Linked DNA regions of Homo sapiens: region 1 is linked to region 2. Evidence: chromatin loops called from intact Hi-C (ENCODE). Cell type or tissue: CD4-positive, alpha-beta T cell. All regions are shown on one strand. Links, peaks and the distances in the headings refer to the core of each region. The heading gives the core; the rest is flanking DNA.

Evidence for each region. Hi-C counts contacts between places; a loop is a spot of excess contacts. Peaks named below come from ENCODE experiments on the same cell type or tissue, not always from the same donor. Only the 100,000 strongest peaks of a DNase experiment are listed, where the experiment ranks them.
Region 1: it touches region 2 in a loop (40-fold over the local background); 1 of 110 quality-filtered maps calls a loop at or near these places.

What each region holds. Positions count from the first base shown.
Region 1 is chr11:36,591,954-36,597,333 of GRCh38, forward strand. RAG2 (recombination activating 2) reads right to left here. Exons shown (of 2, transcript NM_000536.4): 2 at 1-2,242. The coding sequence starts at 2,215. The coding sequence ends at 632. It overlaps IFTAP (intraflagellar transport associated protein), which reads left to right and starts at 2,549. Exons shown (of 6, transcript NM_138787.4): 1 at 2,549-2,639. RefSeq lists an enhancer at 2,456-2,595. In CD4-positive, alpha-beta T cell, for the core only: no CTCF peak of the experiment used is centred there; DNase peaks (open chromatin) are centred at 2,498 and 2,798; H3K4me3 peaks cover 1,020 bases; H3K27me3 peaks cover 358 bases.
Region 2 is chr11:36,707,103-36,712,482 of GRCh38, forward strand. It overlaps LOC107984326 (a long non-coding RNA gene), which reads left to right. Exons shown (of 4, transcript XR_001748187.1): 2 at 2,412-2,523; 3 at 3,606-3,705. It overlaps LOC105376631 (a long non-coding RNA gene), which reads right to left and starts at 3,888. Exons shown (of 3, transcript XR_931199.3): 1 at 3,837-3,888; 2 at 3,587-3,690; 3 at 1,947-2,006. In CD4-positive, alpha-beta T cell, for the core only: no CTCF peak of the experiment used is centred there; no DNase peak of the experiment used is centred there; H3K27me3 peaks cover 205 bases.

The DNA.
Region 1 (5,380 bases), core at 121-5,120, 120 kb before region 2:
TATTTATTTCTTCTTTTGTGTCAGTGGAGAACATTATCTATCTATATGTATACATATATTTATATTTATATCTACATCTGTAAAGCTATGAGAAACTAACTTGTTCATGGGCATAATCCAAAGGGTTGCTTGAAGGTATATAAAGAACACTAATGTGGGATGTAGTAGATCTTGCTTTTAAGTTTTGGCCAACTGCCGAATTGTTATGTTGCACAAAATAATCAATTTAATTCTTTTGGGTGTTAATTTCTTTATTGGCTAAATTTGTCATAAACACTTTATAGGTTATTTGTTACCAAGACTTATATAATAAATATAAACATACCTCGATGATTATTACTGCTTCTGGGTGTTTAAGGTTTGTTGAATAAAAAATCAGATCAGAAATCCTCAGTGAAGAATAAATTAGTAAATTGAGTATTTGGGTAAAATATTTTCAAAATGTATAGGGTCTAGAATGACTTTATTTATCATTGCATTATAAACACTTTTTTCTGGCCCTTAATTCATGTAACTAAAAGAAAACATAGGCATTTTAAATAAACAAAAATGTATTTTTAAAATCAATGTTATGATTTTAAAAATAGATTCAAAAATTCCATACACCTGAATCTGAAAGGCTTTTGCAAAACTAATCAAACAACCTTCTAAGAAAGGATTTCTTGGCAGGAGTCAAGATTTTTCCAGAACCTTTTTTACGGAGGGATTTCATTGGAGGCTTTTTTAAGGGTAGGACTCTTTGGGGAGTGTGTAGAGCTCTTGCTATCTCCACATGCTCATTGCAGTAATACTTGTTGCTTCCTGCTGACAGATGGATGAGTGTGCGTTCTGCCAGATCCATGCACTGAGCATGGACCCAGTGCCCATCCCCATGAGAGCAGTAGATCATGGCGGGTTTGTTGAGCTCAGTTGAATAGAATGGTACCCAAGTGTTGATATCCACATCACAAGTAGGGCAGCATGTAATCCAGTAGCCTGTCTCAGACTCATCTTCTTCATCATCTTCATTATAGGTGTCAAATTCATCATCACCATCAAAACTATTTGCTTCTGCACTGAAACAAAATTCTTCAGAGTCTTCAAAGGGAGTGGAATCCCCTGGATCTTCTGTTGATGTTTGACTGTTTGTGAATGTTGTCTGCTCTTCATTAGTATCATCTTCAGCACATTTCAACATATAGAAATAGAATCCTTCTGAAACAACTTGTTTATTGTCTCCTGGTATGCCAAGAAAAACAGTTCCATTTCCCATGTTGCTTCCAAACCATATCTTGCTGTGCTTAATGTCTGGGGTCCAATCTGGGGTCTCCATCTCACGAATTTCTATCTTGTTGTCCTCTAAAGAGATGATGTTGCAGATCATTCTTTTTTGATTTTCAAGCTGATAGCCACCAACAATAACAAATTCATCATTGTTAGTTTGAGTCAGGATTGCACTGGAGACAGAGATTCCTCCTGGCAAGACTGTGCAATTCACAGCTGGGCTACCCAGGGGAAGATCAACCCTTATTCTGTACAGGTTGGCAGGCCGGATATTATTGGCAAGTGAATGTCCTCCTAAAATATAGATGGTGTCATTTTTGGCAATAGAGACATGAAAAGATAGCCCATCCTGAAGTTCTGGAAGAATGTATGATGTAGCACACCCAAATTCAAAATCCACCAGGAAAACACAGGGCAGGCAGTCAGCTACACTATTCCATTTTTCTGTGGTTCTGTGGGTAGAAGGCATGTATGAGCGTCCTCCAAAGAGAACACCCATACTTTTCCCTCGGCTGTACACCACATTAATGGAATGACCATATCTGGCTTCAGGAACATCTCCTACCAAGTCTTTCTCTGTGCAGCGAAAAGTAACCTTTTTGTTGTTCTTGCAAACAATAGACATGACATAAATCTTATCTGAAACCTCATTGTTTGGTGTTTTCCCTCCATGGATGATGTATTGATGCTTTTCAGACTCCAAGCTGCCTTTGAATGTGCAAGTGGCTGGGTAGCGAAGAGGAGGGAGGTAGCAGGAATCCTTAGAGAAAATTGTAGGCTTCAGTTTGACATGGTTATGCTTTACATCCAGATGGAAAACTCCAGTGGGGCAGGATCTTTTGGGCCAGCCTTTTTGTCCAAAGAAGAAAACTTGTCCATCAAAATTCATCAGTGAGAAGCCTGGCTGAATTAAGGCTATGTTATTACTGACTGTTACCATCTGCAGAGACATAGTTTCTGATGGTACGTAGATTTTTGTCTGAAAGAATTATAAAATAAAATGACTTAGAGATCGCTTCATATAATCATCGTATTTAGATTCCTTCACATGTGAATAGCATTTTTTTAAGTCCTCCCACACGCTTGCAGTGGGACTGAATGAGGAAAATCCAAGGAGTTAGGTCAGTAAAGAGCCACAGAACCTTTACTGCCATTCCATCCAAGGAGCTGGGACATGTTTTAGCCACGGACTATATGCTCCCTAGGATTTCTGGGAATTGTAGTCCTTTTCCGTAAAGAGTCACCATGCGTCAGCTGAAAGAACCACATTTCCCAAGAATCCGTTCTCTCTGGGATGTGTAGCTTTGGAAATCTGTCTTTGTTGCTCTGGGAGAGGGGACTCCTGGAATGTGTCTGTGAATAAAGACTAGCCGAAGGTGCGAAGTGACTAGACGGGAGCAAAGGAGGAAAACTAGGGAATGGGAGGTGAGAGTGGCTGACACCGACCCAACGTCCGGGTTGCCGGAAGGCTGCAGCGCCCGGAGCGGTGTCGGGCAAACCGCTACCCTGGTATTGCTGGAGCCTCTCCTGGGGACTTTTGAACAGGTGACCCGATAGGAAGCACAACTGCTTCTGTTGGAGTGCGGTTACCTGGAGACCGCAGTCTGAAGGGACTCCCGGCAGAGATGTCGTTACGGTGTCCTGCCTGTCTGGATGCTTAGGAGCGCGACTCAAAACTACACCCCTGACGACCCTGGAGGTGCTTGGGGCGGGAGGTTGAAGGGGGCACCGAGGTTACAAAAGCCGTGACTGTCTTACAGAACCGAAAGATGGATCTTTGAATCCCTAGAGTGCAGGGGAGACATTGCCTGTTAAAGATGTTTACCACTTCTACATTTAGTAATAGAAATACAGTTATTAGGTTTTAACGAGTGCACTTTGAAGGTCCTTTGTTTTCTTCACTGTTTTTACTCCTGTTTTTAGGGTTCTTTTAGGGAAGCAGAGAAGGTTCCTAAACACATCTTCTTTTCATCTTCATTCTAGGAAAATAGAGTTAGTGGCTTTTTCACATCTTTCCAGTCCAAGAACTTTTGGGTAATTCTTTAATAATTCTGTAGTAAGTAAGCAGGGACTAAGCATAGAAGTGTTTGAATTATTCAGAATTTCATACTTGTGTTACAACAAAAAGAATATTTACTAGATGAAGGAAGCTTGATAAATTTCTATTTTATTATTGTTTACCTTAGAGAGTTGTGGAATACACTCCGTGTTTGCAGTGTGATGTCCTGTGCACCAAATGTTAAAGGAAACAAAACATAGCACAGATTTCTTGACTTTTAAGAGTTAATTCTTAATATGCTTCAAAAGCAGTATAAACAATGGCTGAGTGTGGACTCTGAATGCTTACTGGCTGGATTCAAATCCTGGCTCTGCCACTAACTACATGACTTTGGGCAAGTTATGTAACCTCTGTGTGCCTCAGTTTCCTCATCTGAAAACTGAGATAATAATTTTACCAACCTCATATATTGATGTCAGTTATGATTAATAGTTGAATATACGTAAAGTACTTAGAACAGGGATTTGCATATAGTAGACGATAGTTATGATTATTTTAAAATTTACCAAAAATAAGGTCTAGTGCATACGCACCTGCCAGTAATGGCAGTTGATAAGGTTGGAGAGGATGAGAAGGGGCTTTAGGATATGGGAATCAGGTCAGTGGGTATAGACAGATAAACATTTGAACTAAAAGAATTGGATAAACATATATGATGAGGGTGCTGGTAGTAGTTAATTTATTAACAGAAGATAGTTAATATTTTATTCTTCTTGTCACCCTTTGTCTAACTGGGGATAATCTTGGTATATATTCACTGGGCTGTTTTGAGAAATAAATGGGATAGCACGTGTAAATCACATAGAACAGTGCCTGGCACATAAACACTCAATAAATGTTAATTGATACTATAATTTATCTAATTTATCTTTATTCCTCCTGCAAAGATTCCTTGGACTATTTAGAATCTCTGGTCACTCTAATGAGATGGTAGTGTTTTTTTTTTGTTTTTTTTTTTTTTTGCTTTAAAGAACTTCTGTAGATCAGCTGTAATTTACTGCTAAATAATCTCTTGTAGTTATTATTTTCAGTCTACTTGGGAGACTCGTAAGGGGGTGATCTTTCAACAATTATCTGGTGGGTTATTAAAGCAGGTGAGGAAATGGTGTCTCAGAAGGATTATTATCAAAGTTATGAAAACAAGCCTGTCTCCCTCAGTTGTATATTCAGCAAACTGCCCTGCTTATAAAATAATCTAGGCAGTGTTTTATTTATATCATGGCCTACCCAAGCCTACATGAGGGAAGGCATCTGAGCAACTATGAAAAATGCTATTCATAGAAACTAAAAGGAGACATTATTGACCCTCACTTCAGAAAACTGTAGGTGATTACACTCAGCCTGAGTGATTATGATCAGAGAGTTGTCCCATTTTGGGTGGGGGGAACACCAAAGCCAAGGCCTGCTTGTTTCAAACACCTGTGATGACTGTTATTGAGATACAAGGCAAGCCATACAGTGGTAATGGATTCCAGATCCAAAGGGATTTTTCAAGAACAGTTGTTTTAAAGCAATGTTTTTATTGTCGCCTCTTGGTTTCATTTTAAGGTTGCTGTAGGAATTGTGGCTTCTCGTAAGTGAAAACATGATTATTGTAGATTACACAGAAACATTTTCTTGGGCAAGACATAAGGAGGATTGTCCATTTTTGTAGCTTAGTCTAGGCCCCTAAAGATTTTTGAAACAGGGCTTTTGACCTGTTTTCCCTTTGATGCTCTGCTTTTGGCTCATTTCATAATTTCAAGGCCCTAAAAACAGTGGTAAAGTTTCTTATTGCTAAGATGAATTACCTCCTCTTGTAACATGGTTCAAGTGTGAGTAATTAATTTTTAGATTACTCACTTTAACCAGATGATGTATGCATTTAAAGAATAAACAGGAACATTGAAAGTGTTTTCACATGATTTTGCCACATTTGGTTTTTGAAATTTTGCTTTATCAACTTGAATATATTTTTCACTGGAGTAGACCATTGTATCTCTTCCATAGTTTCAATATGACTGTATTAGTCACACCTTGGTTTTTAAAAAGAGTTTTTAAATGATTATACTATATCTA
Region 2 (5,380 bases), core at 50-5,049:
CTCTGCATTTGATTCTAACTATGCAATTGATATAAATAACAAAATGGTTACTGCCACTACTTCGAGATTAAAGCATGCATTAACCTGTGGGGTTATTTTATAGTAATTAAGTGACAAAATCTCTCTGACTTTGGTGTGTATATTGAAGGCTTTTGTAGTTGATTAGCAGAGGAGTGATGCTGAGGAGCTTAATCAACCACTCAAGTTGTTAGTTTCAACTTTATTCCATCACCATGTTTGCTTTGCTGTATTAGAGGAAGGCAGGAAGGAAAACTTCATCCATTGACATGTTGCACATGTGCTCTCAGTCTCGCTGAAGGTTGAAGAAGATTGCTCTTACATTTCTCAGTCCCAAGCTACGCCAAGCTATGCTGCACGCTGACCTTATGGTAAGGCCAAGGATCAGCTGGGGAGTGAGTGATACTGATGAGGAGGTCAAGGTCAGGATTTCCATTTGGGTACAGCCAGTTGGTTTTGTCCCTGCACAGAGTCTGTTTAATGCCTTCAGCCATGCTGGAATCATTGATCCCAGGGTAAAAAGGATGATGGAATGGCAATGTATCCATGTAAACCCTCCCAATGTTGGAAAACATATACAAAGGTATAATCTATTGATGGGATAGTAGTGGTATCACCTTTGTATATAAAGAATAGCACCTTCTCCCTCCCTCCCTCCCTCCCTCACTCATCAGATATTTATTATAGCTCATACTCTATTCTGGATACCGGGTTTCATGCTGAAGAAATGCTAAGATTCATAAGAAATGTTCCCTGACCTCAAGGATATTACAGTAAAGTGAGAAATAGACTGGCAAATATTTAGAGTACTTTGTCATGTATATTGTGTTAAGTGAATAGAGAAGGTGTAATTGATCATTTCAGAAGGGAATCATAGAAGGTTTCTGAAGGAATTGTCTTTTGAGTTGGGTCTTGAAAAATGGGTAGAAGTTAACCAGGTTAACTGGTTAAGGGGTGGATGATGGAGATGTTTCACTTACAAGAAATGACTCACTGCACAGAAACCCTGGACCAGTATACCAATGGCCTGTGGTTTTCCGTGGCTAGAGTGCAGGCTGATGGGTAAGTGGAGTGGTAGGAGATGAGACTGTAAAGGAGGTAGAGGCCAAAGGGGGCTCCTGGGACATGTGAGAATTTAAAAAATATACCTGTTGGGCAATAGGGATCCTTCGAATATTTTTTCTGGAAGAGAGTGTGGTTTGTGATCTAATTAAATTTTTAGAGCCGGCCGTGGTGGCTCACGCCTGTAATCCCAGCACTTTGAGAGGCTGAGGCGGGTAGATCACAGGGTCAGGAATTGGAGACCAGCCTGGCCAACATGGTGAAACCCCGTCTCTACTAAAAATACAAAAATTAGCTGGGCGTGGTAGCGGGCGCCTGTAATCCCAGCTACTCCGGAGGCTAAGGCAAGATAATCACTTAAGCCTGGGAGGTGGAGGTTGCAGTGAGCCAACATCACGCCACTGTGCTCCAGCCTGGGTGACAGAGCAAGACTCTGTCTTGGAAAAAAAAAATTTTTATTTTAGAAAGAGTTGGGTGAGTGGATTGGAGAAAGAATTTGTCATGTGACCAAAAAGGGAGGCTGATGTCAATGTCCAGGTGAGAGTAAGGGGACCCAAACTGAGATAATTGTAGTGAGTCTAGAAGGTAAAGGACAGCTTTAGGAGATACTTAGTATAATTGGCATGACCAATTGTATAGATGGCTGTAGACAGGGATGGGTGGGAGTTATGGCACAAAAAGTAGAAAAAACTTGTAAGACAGTGAACAGAAGATATTGAGGGTATTTTTCTCAGAGAGAAATGCATGTAAATAAAGGACTTGTATTAAGTGTTCTAGATTGTTTTCTCACCTCTGAACTCCTATGATATTTTGATAATTTGATTTGGAACCATGCCACTTACCATTGAACTATAATTTCTATTCTCCTGGATAGTGGGAATACAAAGATGAATAGACAGAATCCTTCATCTCCAGAAGCTCATAATCTATTGGGGGGGGGGATGGCAATGATAAGTAAATAAATAAGTGCAAATGAGTATGATGGGTTTTCACCCAGGTATGTGTGAAGGACAGGGATGGCAGTATGCATTTAGGACATTGCATTAAGGGTCTGGTGTAGAAGAGTGACATGATTAGATTTTGAGTTTTAGAAAGATTATGGAAGTGTCAAAGGTGGATTAAAGTGAGGCCAATCAAGAGCTGGAAGACCAATGAGGAGGCAGATGCTCAGTTGAAAAAGCAGCTACAAGCAACTTTGAGCTACAAGGCTGGCCCTGTGGCACTGTGGAAAGGAACTGTGCCTTCTGAGTTCTGGAGCTCTCGATAAGTTCTAGCATTGCCTCAGGGATCAATCTCATTATTTAACCTTGGTTTTGCCTTTGGTCATTTAGGGATCCTGAGGAGTTCTGTCTTCTTTTTTACTCCTACTGGTGATGACAGTGTGCATTGGTGATAAGGACTGGACATTGACCTTGTGATGAGAAAACAGAATGGGGAATGAAGGTAAGGGAAGGGTAAAAGACAAGATCTAGAGAGTGCTGTTACCATAGGAGTGAGATCTGGGTGTGTGCTGCTGGTAGGGGAAATTTGCATGAGGCTCCCAAATGCTTGAATGGTAGGAGAATGCAATAAAAGGAGGCAGGATGGCCCTGAATAGTAAGAGGAGAGGAACTTCCCTACATTTTGCCATAGTCCAACCCTTAGTGGTTCTTCAGGTAAGATTTTATATTATAGCTGTAGCAATAAAAATAACAATAAATTGGGCGCAGTGGCTCAATGCCTGTAATCCCAGCACTTTGGGAGGCTGAGGCGGGCAGATCACTTGAGGTCAGGGGTTTGAGATTGGCCTGGCCAACATGGCGAAACCCTGTCTCTACTAAAAATACCAAAATTGGCCGAGGGTAGTGGTGCACACCTGTAATGCCAGTTACTCAGGAGGCTGAGACATGAGAATTGCTTGAACCTGGGAGGCAGAGGTTGCAGTGAGCTGGGATCATGCTGCTGCACTCCAGCTTGGGCAACAGGGTGAGACTCTGTCTCAAAAATAAAATGAAGTTAAAAAAATACCCAAATAACAATAAATTACATAGTTCTAAGCATTTTACGTATATTATCTCATTTAATCATTTTAGCCACTCTGAGAAAACTGAAGAAGCACAGAGAGGTTAATCACATGCTGAAGGTAGAGCTAGAAAGTGACAGAGCTGGACTTTCAGCCTAGGTAGCCTCGCTCCTGGATCCATGTGCTTAATCACTGAGCTGTCTCCCAAACTCTTTTGTCAAGGGAAGACATGAGCCCATAAGTCCCTGGATGATGTCTGTTTCTTTATCTTAGCCATTCTAAAGTAAGTCACTCCAATGCTATGTTTGGTTTAAAATAGGGGATGAGAGGAAAGGATATTTTCCTTGTGTCTGTGAATTCCAGGTGACAGTGAATAGACAAGGAGGAAATCAACAGGAACTGAAGGATTCCAGGATGCCTATGATGCTGGCTGGACCTTTGAGGATGAGCTAACTGCATTTGAGGGAATACTGTCTTATTAGATCTAAAGGTGATGTTACTGACCTGTGTCTTTCCTCATTAGCCTGTCCCTGGAAATGCTGGACAGCTGAAGCCACGATGACAAAGGAGAAGATTAGAGGCAACTGAGACCTAACCAAGTCACGGACCTGGAAGATGAAAAGGTGAGTCTTGTTTGAAATTGCACCTCCTGGGCCCACTTCAATGCCCGAGCTTTCAGGCAGAATTGTGGTGCACACACTTTTCTTTATTTTTAAAGGTAAAACATTGATTGTTCTGGAGACAAGAAACTCACCTTAGCTGTGAACTAATGCCTCAGTCGAATGTAGGGTTCAGTGTCTCCATGGCTTTCTAACCCCTGGGCAATGTTTTATAGCAATTACCTGTACAACCAGTTGCTATAGTTACCTATTGTCTATGCTTCAAGAAGAGAAATATCTAGCTAAGCTAGTTAGCAGAAGAAATAGGTGCTGAAGTCTAACAAGAAAGAATGGGACATGCAGAAAAAAAATATTTTTACCCACATAGTGACAAGTTTAGAGCATCTAGCCTACTTACAGGCCAGTGATCATAGATCTGTATCTCCTTTTCCAAGTGAATCATCCCAATTCACAAAGATGAGCCCAAAGCAGCCATGTTTAAAATAGGTGGCCACAGTGCCACCTAGTTGTAACTGATTGGATCAGGGTGAACACCTAACCCAGGCTGGGGCAATCCGATTCTGTTGCCTGGAAATCAGGACTGAAGTCTTTCCAGTCTGTCTGGATAAATGGCAGGGCCTGTTCTATGCAAGCTCGAAAGAGTGGGGACCATTTTCTATCTTATGGAATGAGGAAAAAAAGAAAGCATACCTGTGGAGGGAGAATAAGCCTATTTGCAGAGGAAGCAGTGAGAGGAAATGTAGCTTAGGAGTTTTTTTTAGTTCCTGTCCCTTTCTGAAGCAGGGTTGCATTTCTGCCTTAGAGCATTTTCTTTCTTTCTTGTATTCATTATTATTATTACTCATTTTTCGTTCTTACTGGCATGAATTAGTTTCCATCACTTCTCACTAAAACTTACATGGTGCTCCAGTGTAAGTTATGCTCAAGGCACCTGTGATGGGTTGAATTGTGTCCTCTTATAATTATATGTTGAAGTCCTAACTCCTAGTGCCCCAGAATGTTACTGTATCTAAGGCCAGGGTCTTTAAAGGGGTAACTAAAGTGAGGTTATTAGGGTGGGCCTTAATCTACAATGACTGTTGAATTTATAAGAAGAGATTAGGACACAGGCATGCATGGAGGAAGACCTTGTGAACATACTCATCTACAAGCCAAGGACAGAGGCCTCGGAAGAAATCAACCCAGCCCACACCTTAATCTCAGACTTCTAGCCTCCAGCATTGTGAGAAAATAAGCTTCTGTTATTCAAGCTATCCAGTCTGTGGGACTTTGTTAGGTCAGCCCAAGCAAACGAATGCAACTGCTATGTACGACATGAGACTATAATTCCTCCTCCCTCTGCCCGCACCAAAGGAAACTTGATAATCAACTAACTGCTATTCTTTTCTTAATAGTGATCCATAAAAACAATAGCAGAAAGATTTTTTACTTTGGCTAAAAAGCCAATAACTGGCATTCAAGGCCCCTGATGGAGTATAGCTCTAAAGGAATACATCTTCTTAATGCTCTTGTTTGGCTTAAATTAAAAGTGTTCAGCTTCATGCCTTCGCAAGGAAAGGTGCCTGCTAAAGCTTTAATTTTACATGGGAAAATGATTGCTTTTTCACTAATTGGAATGAATGGGAACCCTTTCTTCAATTCATTTAAACTCAGGTGAAAACAAAGTGAGTCACTTTGC